4 separate regions of the Homo sapiens genome follow, and regions 1, 3 and 4 are each linked to region 2. Evidence: chromatin contacts called from ENCODE Hi-C or POLR2A ChIA-PET data. All regions are on one chromosome and are shown on one strand. The core of a region is the stretch at or near the end of the contact, and the rest is flanking DNA. Distances in the headings are between cores, read along the strand shown.

Region 1 (3,340 bases), core at 519-3,018, 600 kb after region 2:
CTGCAATGATAGGTAGAAGCGTTAGTAATTCTGCCCAGAGAAAGCTGTGCATTAGCTTAGCTACCATATGTAAATTGCTACTGCTGCATCCAGCAATTTGTTGTCCATTGTTGACAGTACTGCCATGGTAAAGAAACAGGAACTATAGAAAGAATTAGATTCCTCCTCCCACCTCCCAGCTCTCACCACAGTAGGAAGCTGTTTGGGGAGCAGAGAGGAAATACGGGGGATTTGAGAGTTACACCCAGTGTGTGGGCATTTGGGGAGGAAATAGGAAAAGAGATTTTTTAAATTATTTTATTTTTTGAAACAAGGTCTTGCTCTGTCAGCCAGACTGGAGTGCAGTGGCACGATCATGGCTCACTGCAGCCTCAAATTTCTGGACTCAAGCAATCTTCCTACCTCAGCATCCAAATTAGGGCTACAGGCGTGCACTGCCATGCCTGTCTGATTTTTTTTTTTTTTTTTTTTGTAGAGATAGGGTCTTGCTATGTTGCCGAGGCTGGTCTCAAACTCCTGGGTGCTAGAGATGTTCCTGCCTTGGCCTCCCAAAGTGCTGGGATTACAGGCATGAGCCATCATGCCTGGCCAAAAAGAGATTTTTAAAAATGTTTTTTGCATGCTCTGTTTGCCTCATCTGAGTGCCTCTAAAATAGGGTGTCTCTCAGGTGAGACGACCTCTGGTTTAGGTGCTTATATACTCATGGAAAGATCATATAACTAAATGGGAGGTGAGCTAGATTAGGGAGGTAGTTCTATTTATTGGTTGTGAATATGCAAGGATGCTATTGGCAGAGTCAAGCTTTAGGCCATTTGTGGCTCTGATCCTTTAATAATGGCTGCTTACGAGAAAATGTTTATCATTGTTAGGTGCAAAAAAGTAGGTTGTGCAGTATTATACTTAGTATAATATTGAATTTGAAAATTCTGTGTATTTGAGGCCAGACATGGTGGCTCATGCCTGTAATCCCAGTACTTTGGGAGGCCAAGGTGAGCCCATCACTTGAGGTCAGGAGTTCCAGCCTGGCCAACATGTCGAAACCCTGTCTGTACTAAAAAATACAAAAATTAGCTGGGTGTGGTGGTGCACGCCTGTAGTCCCAGCTACTTGGGAGGCTGAGGCAGGAGAATTGCTTGAACCCGGGAGGCAGAGGCTGCAGTGAGCTGAGATCATGCCACTGCACTCCAGCCTGGACAACAGAACAAGACTCCATCTGGGGGGAAAAAAAAAAGGAAAATTTTGTGTATTTGAGTGTTTGTACATTTTATTGTATGCATGGAAGAAATCCTGGTAGAAGATAAACCAAAATATGGTTGTAAGTATAATTAATTAAAGTTGGGGAAATGGAAAAATTAAAACAGGAAGGAATACTTATGAAATATTTTGTTTAAAAAAAAAAAAAGAGGGTGGCCGGGCGCAGTGGCTCACGCCTGTAATCCTAGCACTTTGGGAGGCCGAGGTGGGCGGATCACGAGGTCAGGAGATCGAGACCATCCTGGCTAACATGGTGAAACCCCATCTCTACTAAAAATACAAAAAATTAGGCGTGGTGGCGGGTGCCTGTAGTCCCAGCTACTCGGAAGGCTGAGGCAGGAGAATGGCATGCACCCGAGAGGCGGAGCTTGCAGTGAGCTGAGATCACGCCACTGCACTCCAGCCTGGGTGACAGAGCGAGACTCTGTCTCAAAAAAAAAAAAAGAGGGGGTGCTGCCCACATGTTGCTTTTACAGTACCTGCAATTTCAGGGGGGAAAACCCCCAAAAAACTAGGAAGTGCAAGTATGTCTCAATTCAGGAAAGTTCATAGAAACTTTACAAATTACACCAGATAAACTGGGGAATTAAGTTCAACAATTGAAGGTCTGATATGTGTTACTTTTATTCAGGTGTTCTGTGGATATGAATATAAATGAGAAAGTTGAAACATAGTTCACTAACAACATTTTGAAATGAGATTAAAATCACTAACAACATTTTAAATGAGGTGAATTGTATGTGATGTGGACTAAACTAGATAGCTGTTTAAAAACTTGTTTAGAGAAAATACAATTATAGTTTTAGATGACCTAGTGTTAGTCTAGATTAATCTAGTCCCATCCTCTAGGGATTGGAAGTCCAAGAGGGGACCATTCTAAGAATGGTTGTGAACCCCTTATAGAATCTGATGAAAGCTGTGGATTTTGTTTTCAGGAAATCTCACTTGTCCATTTTCACACGGTTTAGCATAAAGTTTAGTCTGTTTAGCCTAAAGCATTGTTGGGCTTACAGGCCTCCAGCTCCTGAGAGGTCTGCTTCCCGCTTGATCCTTTTATCTGTTTACTTGGCTCTCTGGAGCATGAGAGTAGGTGAACATGGAGTTTTCCAAAGCAGGGGGCCTAACTTACTTATTGAGCTAGGCATGTAACAGGAAGAAAGAAGTAAAGGGCATTGCAAGCTGACCAAAAAGTAATACTTTAAAGAGAATATACTTTTCCCAAGTTATTTCTATTATTTGTCTTTTTTCTCTTTTCCAGTTAAAAGTTTGGGCAGGGTGCGGAGGCTCACATCTGTAATCCCAACATTTCGGGAGGCTGAGGCAGGCAGATCATTTGAGGTCAGGAGTTCGAGACCACCCTGGCTAACATGGCCAGACTCTGTCTCTACTAAAAATACAAAAAAAATTAGCTGGGCAGAGTGATCCCTCATCTCTAAAAAAAAAAAAAAAAAAAAAATTCTGGGCACGGTGGCTCATGCCTGTAATTCCAGCACTTTGGGAGGCCAAGGCAGGTGGATCATGAGGTCAGGAGATCAGGACTATCCTGGCTAATACAGTGAAAACCTGTCTCTACTAAAAATACAAAAAAATTAGCCAGGCTTGGTGGCCAGTGCCTGTAGTCCCAGCTACTCAGGAGGTTGAGGCAGGAGAATCGTTTGAACCTGGGAGGCGGAGGTTGCAGTAAGCAGAGATCATGCCACCGCACTCCAGCCTGGGAAACAGAGCGGGACTCCATCTCAAAACAAAACAAAACAAAAAACCGGGCACAGTGGCTCACTCCTGTAATCCTAGCTTACTCTGGGAGGCCAAGGAGGGTGGATTGCCTAAACTCAGGAGTTCAAGACCAGCTTTGGCAACATGGGGAAACCCTGTTTCTGCTGAAAATACAAAACATTAGCTGGGCATGATGGCTTGTGCCTGTAGTCCTAGCTGCTTGGGAGGCTGAGGCACAAGAAGCACTTGAACCCGGGAGGCAGAGGTTGCAGTGAGTCGAGATCATGCCACTTCACTTCAGCCTGGAAAAGAGAGAGAGACTCTGTCTCAAAAAAAAAGTCAGACTCAACTTTATGGCCCTTAGCATTTAAA
Region 2 (3,697 bases), core at 34-2,533:
GATGGAGTTTCACTCTTGTTGCCCAGGCTGGAGTGCAATGGAGTGATCTCGGCTCACTGCAGCCTCCACCTCTCAGGCTCAAGCGATTCTCCTGCCTCAGCCTCCCAAGTAGCTGGGATTACAGGTGCATGCCACCACACCTGGCTAATTTTTTTGGTATTTTTAGTACAGATGGTGTTTCACCATGTTGGCCAAGCTGTTCTCGAACTCCTGAATTCAGGTGATCCACCTGCCTCAGCCTCCCAAAGTGCTGGGATTACAGGCATGAGCCACCAGGCCCGGCCTTCAATTCTTATAGAAATGTTTTATGACCAAAAAATTAGTAAGGACATAATCCAGGGATGGATGGTGCTTTCAACTGAATATATTTAAGCTTCCTTAAAAAACTTCTAGTCATATCCTTATTTTTCTCATTTTATTACCAGGGAATGAACCAGCACTGTCAGCAGTTGGGACTCAGCCCTGTGCATGAAAGCAAAACATGCGGGAGTCCAGGTCTCATTTTCCAAAGGTTATGACGATCTTCCACCCCATTCTTTAAATGTAGCAATGTAGCAACAAAAGGGCAATGTAGCAACACAAGAAAATACTTAAAGGATAACAGCACATAAACAATATACAAATAATGTATTACAATTTCAACTAAGTTAAATCGCCCACAGATGAGGCTAGAAAAAAATTACAGAAAATATAAATTTTCATCATGATTGCACAATTAATTAAAATTTTTTCTTTCATTTGTTGTTTCCACCCTCACTCCTACTTCTAAAGAAAAATTGGGGCCGGGCGTGGTGGCTCGCGCCTGTAATCCCAGCGCTTTGGGAGGCCAAGGCGGGCGGATCACCTGAGGTCAGGAGTTCAAGACCAACATGGGGAAGCCCCGTCTCTACTAAAAATACAAAAAATTAGCCGGACATGGTGGCACGTGCCTGTAATCCCAGCTACTTGCTAGGCTGAGGCAGGAGAATCACTTGAACCCGGGAGGCGGAGGTTGCAGTGAGCCGAGATGGCACCACTGCACTCCAGCCTGGGCTACAGAGCGAGGCTCCAACTCAAAAAAAAAGAAAAGAAAAAGAAAAAGAAAAATTGGAAACCGAGCAGGTTTTAATAAATTAGCATTTCACATTGCTGTTAATGTTGCTGTGTGTCCATTAGGGGGCAGTAGCGAACAACACAAGAATAGAGAGGAAAAGGGTACTCACTGCCACCTGCGCACAGGATCTGAAACAGAAAAAGAAAACGGAAGTCAGCAGATTCATTCAGCCATGGAAAATGCAAATCAGAAATAAAGCAGTTGAGGATTTAATAATGGGGGTGGGGTGGTAAGAAGCACATTAAGCAAAGGTCTGCTGGTCAGGGTTAGGCCGTCTTGGGACATTAAACACAGGGAATCATTGCAACCTCGGGGTCAATTACAAAGGATTAACTGGGTTATGTGGGGGCTGGCGGCTGCTGACTCCCAGTGCCCAGTGTTTCTCCCCAGACACATCCCCCCACCTCCAGCCCTCTCCCCGGAGCAACTCCCCAGGTCAGCACCTCCCTCCACCCACTGTGCGATGAGCTGAAGCAGAAGGACACAGAAGCAGAGACCAGATTGTCAGGGCCAAAAAAAGGGGGTTGGGTGGGGGGGATACCAAGCCCAGCACACCCCTTCCCCAGACCCATTTCCCAGTCCTGACAGCACAGTGGAAACCAGAAATCCACTGTGTTTGGGATTTTCATTGTACAAAAATTCATCTTCTTCTTTCCATCAGTAGGTGGCAGTAAAAATTTTTAATCACATGTCAAGCAGCTTTGGGAAGAATTAATGCTTGACACACAAGAGGCCTTAAAGGTTTAGCTGACAGTGTCAGCTGGGGAGGGGAGCAGCCCTCAAGGATATTCATTGTGATCCATAATTGTTTCCCTATACTTTAAAAATCTAAAGTGATTCAAGGTTGTACACTCTATTGTTTCACAAACACACCTTTTTGGTGAATAAGATTTTTTTTTTTAAGTAGGATCGTCACGAAGAATAAAATAATCAAAAAGGACCCTGGTGGAAAAAACCGTCCTCCTACTTTCCATGACACTTAGAATAAAATTCAAACTCAGCCACAGCCCACTAGCCCCTCTGGTCTCACTGCCCCCTCACATTCTCGAAACTGATTCTCCCCTAGAGCCTTTACATATTTATTCCCTCCCACAAACACACTCTGCCCAGACCTTTTCATGGCCTGCCCAAAACGCCACCTCCTCAGCAAGTCCTTCTCCGAGCAGCCATGGAAACCAACACCCCTCACTCTCTGTCCATCACTGACTCCTCCAACCACACTGTGTGCTCCATGAGAACAGAGATCTTGTCTGTGCCCCATGCCTAGAATGGTGGACCCAGTAGGCACTCAATAAACGGCACAGGAAGGAAAGAACGAGCCCAGAGGGGGAAAGTCTTGCCCCCAGGTCCTCCAATTCTCAAACTTCCCATTCCCACCTTCCACCCTACCATCAACTCCTTCGCGCCTCAGGCCTACCCTTTTTCAGCTCATCTTCCTCCTCCAGCCCCTGCCCTTTAATCTAGGCTGAGCCTCAATCCACAGTCTAGGATGGATCATAGGAGAGAGGCAGAAAAAAGAGAAGTCAATAGCTAGGCAAGTCGCACAGGGCAGCAAACATTTTTTTGCCCAGTAAGGGGAAAGATTAAAGTAAAAGCACTGTGGGAGGCTATACTTGCAAACGCATTCTGAGGATAAAAAGGAACTCTAACTTACTAAGCACCTACTATGTAACAGACACTGTGCTGGGCTTTCTACATCCCTTGTCTCAGCACAGAACCATGGAGTGATGGCTAAGAGCTGAGACCTGGACTCAGACCGCCTGAAGGAAGTCGTTCAGTGCCACTGCTTCTGGCCATGTAACTGCGGGCAGGTAGCTTGCTTAATTAACCTCTCTGTCCCTCCCTGTCTGTATCTGCCAACAGGATGATCTTTGTACCTGCCTTGCTTTGGCGAGAATTAAGTTAAATGATCTATTTGAGCTGCTGTTGTCATCATCATCATCCTTACATCTTCACTGCAACCCTGTGAGGTATTTTTATCCCCATTTTACAGGTAACACCACCGAGGCTCAGATCCTCCTGATAGAAACCAATGTGCAATCTGAAGCTCATACTCTCCCCAGCATTGTTTTCCAAAGTATTTTTTGAATAACTTTTTTCTTAAGAGACAAGGTCTCACTCTGTCACAGGCTGGAGTGCAGTGGTGCAATCACAGCTCACTGCATCCTTGATCCCACATGCTCAAGCGATCCTCTCACCTAAGCCTCCCAAGTAGCTGGGACTACAGGCATGCACCACCATGCCCAGCTAATTTTTTTATTTCTGTATGGGGACAGCATCTCACTTTGTTGCCCAGATTGGTCAGAAGCTCCTGGGCTCAAGCAATCCTCCCACCTTGGCTTCCCAAAGTGCTGGGATTACAGGCATGAGCCACCATGCCCAGCTTTTTTCTCCAAGTATTTAAATAGACCAACAACCCAGTTGCAGAGGGCACGGAGGCCCAGAGACAGTAAGCAGCTTGTTGAAGGACACACAGCCAGAGAGGAGGCACAAGAACCAGAACCCAGATCTTGACCTCAACCACTCTCCCTTACATCTTCACAGCAAAGTCACTGGTACAGATGACCCAAAGCTTCTGCTGGCCCCCATAGCTGGACAAAAGGA
Region 3 (3,513 bases), core at 138-2,637, 560 kb after region 2:
TCAAAGTCTGAAGGAGGTGAGGAAGTGAGCCATGTGGATATCCACATGATTCTATGGAGCACAAAAGGAGACAGACTCTCTGCTTGAAACATTTCTACAACCTATAGCAGCAAATATATGGTAATATTTGTGACAACATTCTGTAAGCTATAATGGTCTATAAATATAGGATGTTTTCAGTCAACTACACATAAAACTATTAACAAGAACAAGATCATATATCAGCATTATGAATGTATATAAAACTACCCAGTACAATTAGGGAATATGATCATGTACAATTTAAGGACTATATGGTACCAGAAAAACTCTGGTTAGTTTTTTTCCCCCCCAAAGGCGAAAGAGGAAAACCCTTGAGGCTTCTGCTTGGAAGCCCACTTGTTGTTTGTGGTAAGGTAGGATATAATCAGTATTTGTGGGTATAAAAATTATATTCTCTGGGAAGCCAGATGATGTTAGAGAGAAACCATCCCATGAGTTATTTGCATGTTGATGGGGCCAAAAGCTTCCAGAACAAAGTTTTCTTTCTTAATCTGCATTTAACTGCCTCACAAGGTCTGGAACCTAGGAATAAATGTTGGCTTAAACAACAACAACAACAACAACAAATTGTACTGCTTGCGTTCCATCTAGACCCAGGGATTCCAGAGTAACTCAGGAGGAAGTCTTTAGAGACCTAACCTGAGTTAAGAAAAAAAAATATATATATATATTTTTTTTTCGGTAAAAGCAGGTTATGGCTGGGCAATCGGTCTCTTAATAGAATCTTTGTGAACTTCCTTATGTCGCAGCGATCGTTGCCAGGTTGTGCGTTCACACTGATTATCTTGCTAAAAAGCACTCCCTGCACTTGGAACACACATATTCACATCCCAGCAAAGAAGGAAGGCCTGGATGCTGTTGCTTGTCTGCTGGGGCAAAAAGGGGCGTGCCATGTGCCCAACGCTGGCCAAGCACCAGTCACTCACTCATCCATTTATTCAACAAATATCTTATTATGCTCCTATTCAGTGCCCAGTAGGGGTGCCTCCTTGCCCACCAGGGTCATCTAGAGCTCCTGTGGGTGCGATGGGCGGAGTCGAGAACTTCAGATTCCCAGGCCTGGCTCTTCCCTCCAGTAGGGATCGGAGACAAAGAGATGCGCCCCTGCAGCTCCCTAGGTTGAGGGCTCCGCCCGCGGCCCCAGGGGCTTAGGTGCGGCTGCTCCTCCACTTCCCAGCCCGAGGGGGCGCTGCAGCGCCCGGCGCTCGGCCCGCCCCTACGCCGCGCTCCGCTCGCATCGGCGCTGCGGGCGGCGCCGCGGTGATACGTTCCCCCTCGCCGCGCTCCCCCTCCTCCTCTGCCCTCCCCGCCGGTGGTAGGTGCCGGAAGTGCCGCCATTTTGGGGTGTTCTGCTCTGGCGGCAGCGGCAGCGGCGGCGGGACGCGGAGGCTCCCCCGGGATTCGGCCTCAGCAGCGAGGCGGCGGCGGCGGCTGCGGAGGCGCAGGCAGCAACTGAGGCAGCGGCAGGCTCAGGTGCAGCCGCTGGTGAGTGCTGCGGCCGCAGGATAACGGGCCGCGGGAGGGAGGGAGGGGAAAAAAGGCAAGAGGGAGGCGCCGCGGGGCGGGTCCGGTTAGGGAGGCCGCGGGTCACAGGGCCCTCCGGGCGCGGCCTTTTCTCGTTCCCTGCGTCCTGGGGTAGGGCTGCGATCTCCTCCTGCATGTCGGGGTCCCCGGCTCCCCGGGTCCTGTCGCGTTTGCCCAGCGCGTGCCCCCGCGCCCAGGGAGACCCGCCCTCCTCGTGGCTTTGCTTCCTCTCCCCGCGCCCTTTACCTTCACTCTCTAGGCTCAGAGGCCTCGTGCCCTGCCCAGGGCCAGCTCCGTTTTCCTCGTCTTTCTGGCTGCCGTGCTGGACCCAGGCTACCTGCCCGGGACACCCCATCTCTGCCCCTGTCGTCTCACGTGTTCTTAGTGTCCACTCCTGTGGGTGCCGAAGGGTCCGCGCCCCTAGAAGGCAGCGCTTTTCCCGAGCCTCGAGAGCCCCTCGTTCCTCGCCCCAGATCCGCTACGGCCTTGGCTCGCCCTCCCCCCACATCAGGTGCTCACCCAGTCGTGGCCTAGTAGCTGGGCAGGAATCTCGCACCCGGGAGCGGGAGGAGCACATTAAAGCGCTTTCTTCGCTAGGGACCAGGCTTTGATTTTAAAGCCAGTGGTGTCGTGGTTGTGGTCCTCCGGGTAGGATGTTGTTGTAATTCTTGGAGACCATTACACATGCACCAAGGAGCTTCTCATTGGTTTAGGCTCATACCCATAGTTGAGGGGAATGTGGTAAGATTTTGACTGGAATCTGTTTCCGCAAAATGGAATCTCTTTCTCGCCAGGAGAGAGCTGTAGGTTTATTACCTTCGAGTAAAAAGGCTGTATAACAGTTTTAAAGAGCATGAAATGCTTTATAATGTGTGCAGTGTAAGAGGTTACAAATAATGAATCTTTTACAAGAACTTCATCTTTTTTTTTTTTTTTTTTAAGACGGAGTTTCGCTCTTGTTGCTTAGGCTGGAGTGCAGTGGCGCTATCTCGGCTCACTGCAACCTCCCCAGGTTCAAGCAATTCTCCTGCCTCAGCCTCCCAAGTAGCTGGGATTACAGGCATGTGCCACCAGGCCTGGCTAATTTTCGTATTTTTAGTATAGACGGGGTTTCACCATGTTGATCAGGCTGGATGGTCTCGAACTCCTGACCTCGGGTGATCCACCCGCCTCGACCTCCCAGAGTGCTGGGGATTACAGGCGTGAGCCACCGCCCCCGCCCGGAACTTCACCTTTTAAAGTTCTTTTCACTGTCTTTGATTACCCATGAATTGGGAAGGCTTTAATTGGATGCTTTCCCCTTGCCCACAAGTGTAGCTTCTCTCCAAGCGCTTTGGAAGTTTCAGCCTCTCTATTAATCCTTGGTGAGAATGAAGGCGTCTCAATATAGAATCACCCTTTCTGTTTTAGCATTAAAGAGTCCACTTAGAAAATCATGGAATTACAATAGCATGCACAAACTGTTGCTACAGTGATTTTCTTCTCATGTTAATTTTTATATTCTTCAGGCTTTACTTACCTAGTATGTGGTTTCTGATCATGAGTTAGCCAAGATTGAAGCAGCACTGTTGGTAAAGCAAAGCTGGAGCTTTCAGTTGTTGCTTTAACCAGGAAGGTTATGGTTCCCCTAGTGGTTCTTTCCTCATGACAGTCCACCACCTGTTTCCATTAAGAATGGCCTTTGGCCCAGATCACAGGCCTCAACTTCTATTCAACCATTCATTCTGACCCCTTTAAAGAAAACCCAGGGTTTTCTTTAGAGATTGTGCTATCTAGACTTAAGATCTGGTAGCAAGAGGGGCTGTTAGAGATGGAATATCTTTTCTAGAACCCCTTCACTTTTTGGATGAGGAAACTGAGGGCCCTAGAAATTAAGTGACTTACTTGCCCAAGGTTATGTTTTTTTTTTTTTTAAACAATATCACGAGTAATAATGCAATCTTCCCT
Region 4 (3,201 bases), core at 247-2,746, 680 kb after region 2:
CGCTTTGTCAGCCTGAGTGAGCAGCTGTACATGTTGTTATTTAAAGAAAAAAATTCTGCTTTCAACCGTGTTCCAAAAAAAACTACTGCAAAGGCTAGGTGTAGTGGTTCATGCCTATAGTACCAACACTTTAGGAGGCTGAGGCAGGAAGATCACTTACGCCCAGGAGTTTGAGACCAGCCTGGTCAACATGGTGAAACCTTGTCTCTACTAAAAATACAAAAATTAGTTGGGCGTGGTGGTGGGTGCCTGTAATCCCAGCTACTTGAGAGGCTGAGGCAGGAGAATCCATTGAACCCGGGAGGCGGAGGTTGCGGTAGGGAGAGACCGCGCCACTGCATTCCAGCCTGGGCGACAGAGCGAGACTCCGTCTCAAAAAACAAAAAACAAACAAGCAAACAAAAAAAAGGCAACGATTGCACAGATTTTCATCAGGTTAACAGAGTGTTTGTGATGGTTTGACTTGAAATATAAGCTATGTTGCTTACATGAAGTTCCCTTTAAAGGGGCTCCAGGGCTCACCTCAAAGGATAAGGAGAGATCATTTAAAATAGCCGACAAGGGTACAACGAATGAGTCTCCCATGATCCGGAGACCCGCTCTGCTCACTGAGATTACTAACCATGGTCAGAGAAAACAAACAATTGCAGATACGAGACATAATTTTTTTTGAGACGGAGTCTCGCTCTGTCGCCCAGGCTGGAGTGCAGTGGCGCGATCACGGCTCACTGCAAGCTCCGCCTCCGAGGTTCATGCCATTCTCCTGGCTCAGCCCGGAGTAGCTGGGACTACGGGCGCCCACCACCACGCCCGGCTAATTTTTTGTATATTTAGTAGAGACGGGGTTTCACCGTGTTAGCCAGGATGGTCTCGATCTCCTGACCTCGTGATCCGCCCGCCTCGGCCTCCCAAAGTGCTGGGATTACAGGCGTGAGCCACCGCGCCCGGCCCGAGTCATAATGTTTTTAATCGTAGAGGCTGATGGTCAATTGAGTTCTTCCCACGTGGACAATTCCGTGAAGCCTGCTCTGACGTTAGGAGCAGCAGCGATTTCTCTTTAAAGCTGGTTAATGATTCCCTCCCGTAACTCCGGGTGGCCAGCTTGTACTTAAATAATTGTAAAAATGCGGACTGAGGTGGCATGCCTTTTTGGCCCTTTGCACACGGCTGGCCTATGTCGTTTATTAATTGGGAGGCAGTGTCATTGTGTAAATCCCCTTATTCCTAGCGGGGTCACGGTCTGAGTTTGAACGCGCCCCTCCGCAAGCATCTGTCACGGGCCAGATTAAAGACTACATTTCCCAAAGGCCCTCGCGGATCCCACCCTTCTCCCTCCCTTTCCGGTTTTACACATAGGCCCCGCCCCCAACGCGCGTGTCGGCCAATAGCGGCCCCACCTCTCGCGCCCGGCAAAAATAGGACGCGGGCGGGAACGTTTCGGGGTCCGCGGGGGCGGGGCCTGTGGCCAGGGGTTGGTCTTTGGAATCGGAGAGGCAGATTCGCTGCTCCGCAGCACGGCCGGAGCTGGTCGGGTCAAGAGTCGGGATTTGTGGGGAGAGGTTTTCCACTGGTCAAGAGAAGGCTTTAAGAAAGACGGTATTAATCTCCCGTTGCGGCTCCCGCCTGGTCCCATCTTCTGCCCGCTCCTCCAGGAAATGAATCTGCTGCCGAATATTGAGAGTCCAGTGACTCGGCAGGAGAAGATGGCGACCGTGTGGGATGAGGCCGAGGTGGGCACCGGGCGAGCTGGCGGTCCGGGAACCGGGGCCCGCAGGGAGACGCCATTGACAAGAGGGAAGGAGGTGGCTGGGGGTCAAGGTCTGGCCCGATCCCGGGGACGGGGTTGTTTGGGATGTGGGCAGGGGTCCTGACTCCATCCTGGTTTTATGGGCGTGGAAACTGAGGCTGTGAGTGGGTTCGGAGAACGAGGGATGCTTGTCCTGAGTAAAAGTAAATATATAAATAAACAAATAATTTTTTACAGCAAGATGGAATTGGGGAGGAGGTGCTCAAGATGTCCACGGAGGAGATCATCCAGCGCACACGGCTGCTGGACAGTGAGATCAAGGTGGGCGCACAGCTCCTGTGCGGGCGATGGAGCCCCCACAGGACAGGCCCCGGCGATCCGAGTCGCCTCTCGTACTTCCTAATCGGGCACCCTGGGGGAGACATGGGGCTCGGGCTTCCCCCTCATATCAGGAAGAGAGGAAAGAAAACTAAGCCTTAAAAGGGACAAGAAGACAGGTAGGGGGTGGTGGGAGGCCTGGGCTGAGATGAGAAGTTATCAGATTGCCTTTCCCAGTGAGAACTGGGAATAATCCTCTCAAGAATCCTTCTTTTAGTAAAATGCCTATTTTACAGATGAGGAGACAGGCCCAGAGAGGTTTGTACTGCGATAAAGCACCCAGTTCTTACTATGAGGCAGAACCTAAAACCTATGTTTGCCTCTCTCGGAGGCCTGCTTTTATTCCAATACTACCACTATTTCACCAGGAGGTTTCCAAACTGGCCTCCTCTTTTGACTTCTGCAGGATGTGGACACAGTCAGACTCTGCCTTCAGAGAGCCTCAGAGCTGGATGAATGGATGCGGGAGGGTCCCCTGGGCACCCTGGACCTCACTAGTTACAGGGCTCTAGCATAAGCTGTGCCAGGGTTTATATTTGCTTCTCCTCCCCTCCTGATCTCAGATCATGAAGAGTGAAGTGTTGAGAGTCACCCATGAGCTCCAAGCCATGAAGGACAAGATAAAAGAGAACAGTGAGAAAATCAAAGTGAACAAGACCCTGCCGTACCTTGTCTCCAACGTCATCGAGGTGTGTGTGTATGTGGAGGGGAAGAGAGGGAGTCAGCAGGGAATGGGGACAGCCTGGGGTGGGGCCACTAGGGAAAGAGTGGGTGGAGGTATTGAGGCCAAACTGCATGTCAGAGCTACACCTCCTGGGGCACTTTCATGGGGAAGACGGGGCCTGCAAAGTCCTGGGAGGTCTCACGTGTCTCCTTTTCTGTTGGTTATGTCTCCTCCGGGGTAGATGAGCCCTGTGCAGAGGAGCAGCACCTACACAGAGATCAATCCCTGGGCTTAGCAGGGGCACCCACGTTTGGTGGGCTCAGGGCTATTGGAGGAGGGAGGTAAGGATGGCCAGCCCTGCAGGTATTAGGAACTGTCTTAGGAAGCACTGGGCCTTGGGGAGTTCAAGGAG

The links. Hi-C counts contacts between places; a loop is a spot of excess contacts on that map. ChIA-PET counts read pairs that join two places held with the same protein, here RNA polymerase II (POLR2A). Pooled maps may share reads with other maps.
Region 1: a map with no recorded cell type shows a loop between it and region 2 (3-fold over the local background). The contact joins two enhancer-like sites. A Hi-C loop is called at or near these places in 4 of 37 single-sample maps with no recorded cell type and 4 of 50 pooled maps. POLR2A ChIA-PET finds 5 or more read pairs at or near these places in 3 of 52 experiments (activated CD4-positive, alpha-beta T cell and activated T-cell).
Region 3: a loop to region 2 is called in a pooled map, with 7 times the contacts of the local background. The contact joins the promoter of CELF1 here to the enhancer-like site in region 2. A Hi-C loop is called at or near these places in 2 of 37 single-sample maps with no recorded cell type and 10 of 50 pooled maps. POLR2A ChIA-PET finds 5 or more read pairs at or near these places in 2 of 52 experiments (H1 and HepG2).
Region 4: a map of B cell shows a loop between it and region 2 (7-fold over the local background). The contact joins the promoter of PSMC3 here to the enhancer-like site in region 2. A Hi-C loop is called at or near these places in 1 of 168 maps with a recorded cell type or tissue (B cell), 3 of 37 single-sample maps with no recorded cell type and 9 of 50 pooled maps.

The regions. Positions count from the first base shown.
Region 1 is chr11:47,511,824-47,515,163 of GRCh38, reverse strand. The region is part of intron 1 of CELF1 (CUGBP Elav-like family member 1); the gene reads left to right. Among named protein-coding and RNA genes, the nearest start is that of CELF1, 40 kb to the left of the region's middle. RefSeq lists a silencer at 1,465-1,604. Within about 2 kb of position 1,768, at least 12 of the 41 ENCODE cell types and tissues checked have a DNase peak (open chromatin) inside an H3K27ac peak, as active enhancers do.
Region 2 is chr11:48,107,582-48,111,278 of GRCh38, reverse strand. It overlaps PTPRJ (protein tyrosine phosphatase receptor type J), which reads right to left. Exons shown (of 25, transcript NM_002843.4): 2 at 1,203-1,221. Among named protein-coding and RNA genes, the nearest start is that of MIR3161, 13 kb to the right of the region's middle. Within about 2 kb of position 1,283, at least 18 of the 41 ENCODE cell types and tissues checked have a DNase peak (open chromatin) inside an H3K27ac peak, as active enhancers do; they include B cell, where a contact is called at or near this core.
Region 3 is chr11:47,551,006-47,554,518 of GRCh38, reverse strand. It overlaps CELF1 (CUGBP Elav-like family member 1), which reads left to right and starts at 1,387. Exons shown (of 15, transcript NM_001376376.1): 1 at 1,387-1,527. RefSeq lists silencers at 1,112-1,641, 1,712-1,801 and enhancers at 1,149-1,824, 2,500-3,175.
Region 4 is chr11:47,424,734-47,427,934 of GRCh38, reverse strand. PSMC3 (proteasome 26S subunit, ATPase 3) reads left to right here and starts at 1,496. Exons shown (of 12, transcript NM_002804.5): 1 at 1,496-1,730; 2 at 1,985-2,068; 3 at 2,689-2,814. The coding sequence starts at 1,656. RefSeq lists silencers at 1,258-1,387, 1,658-1,869 and an enhancer at 1,488-1,687.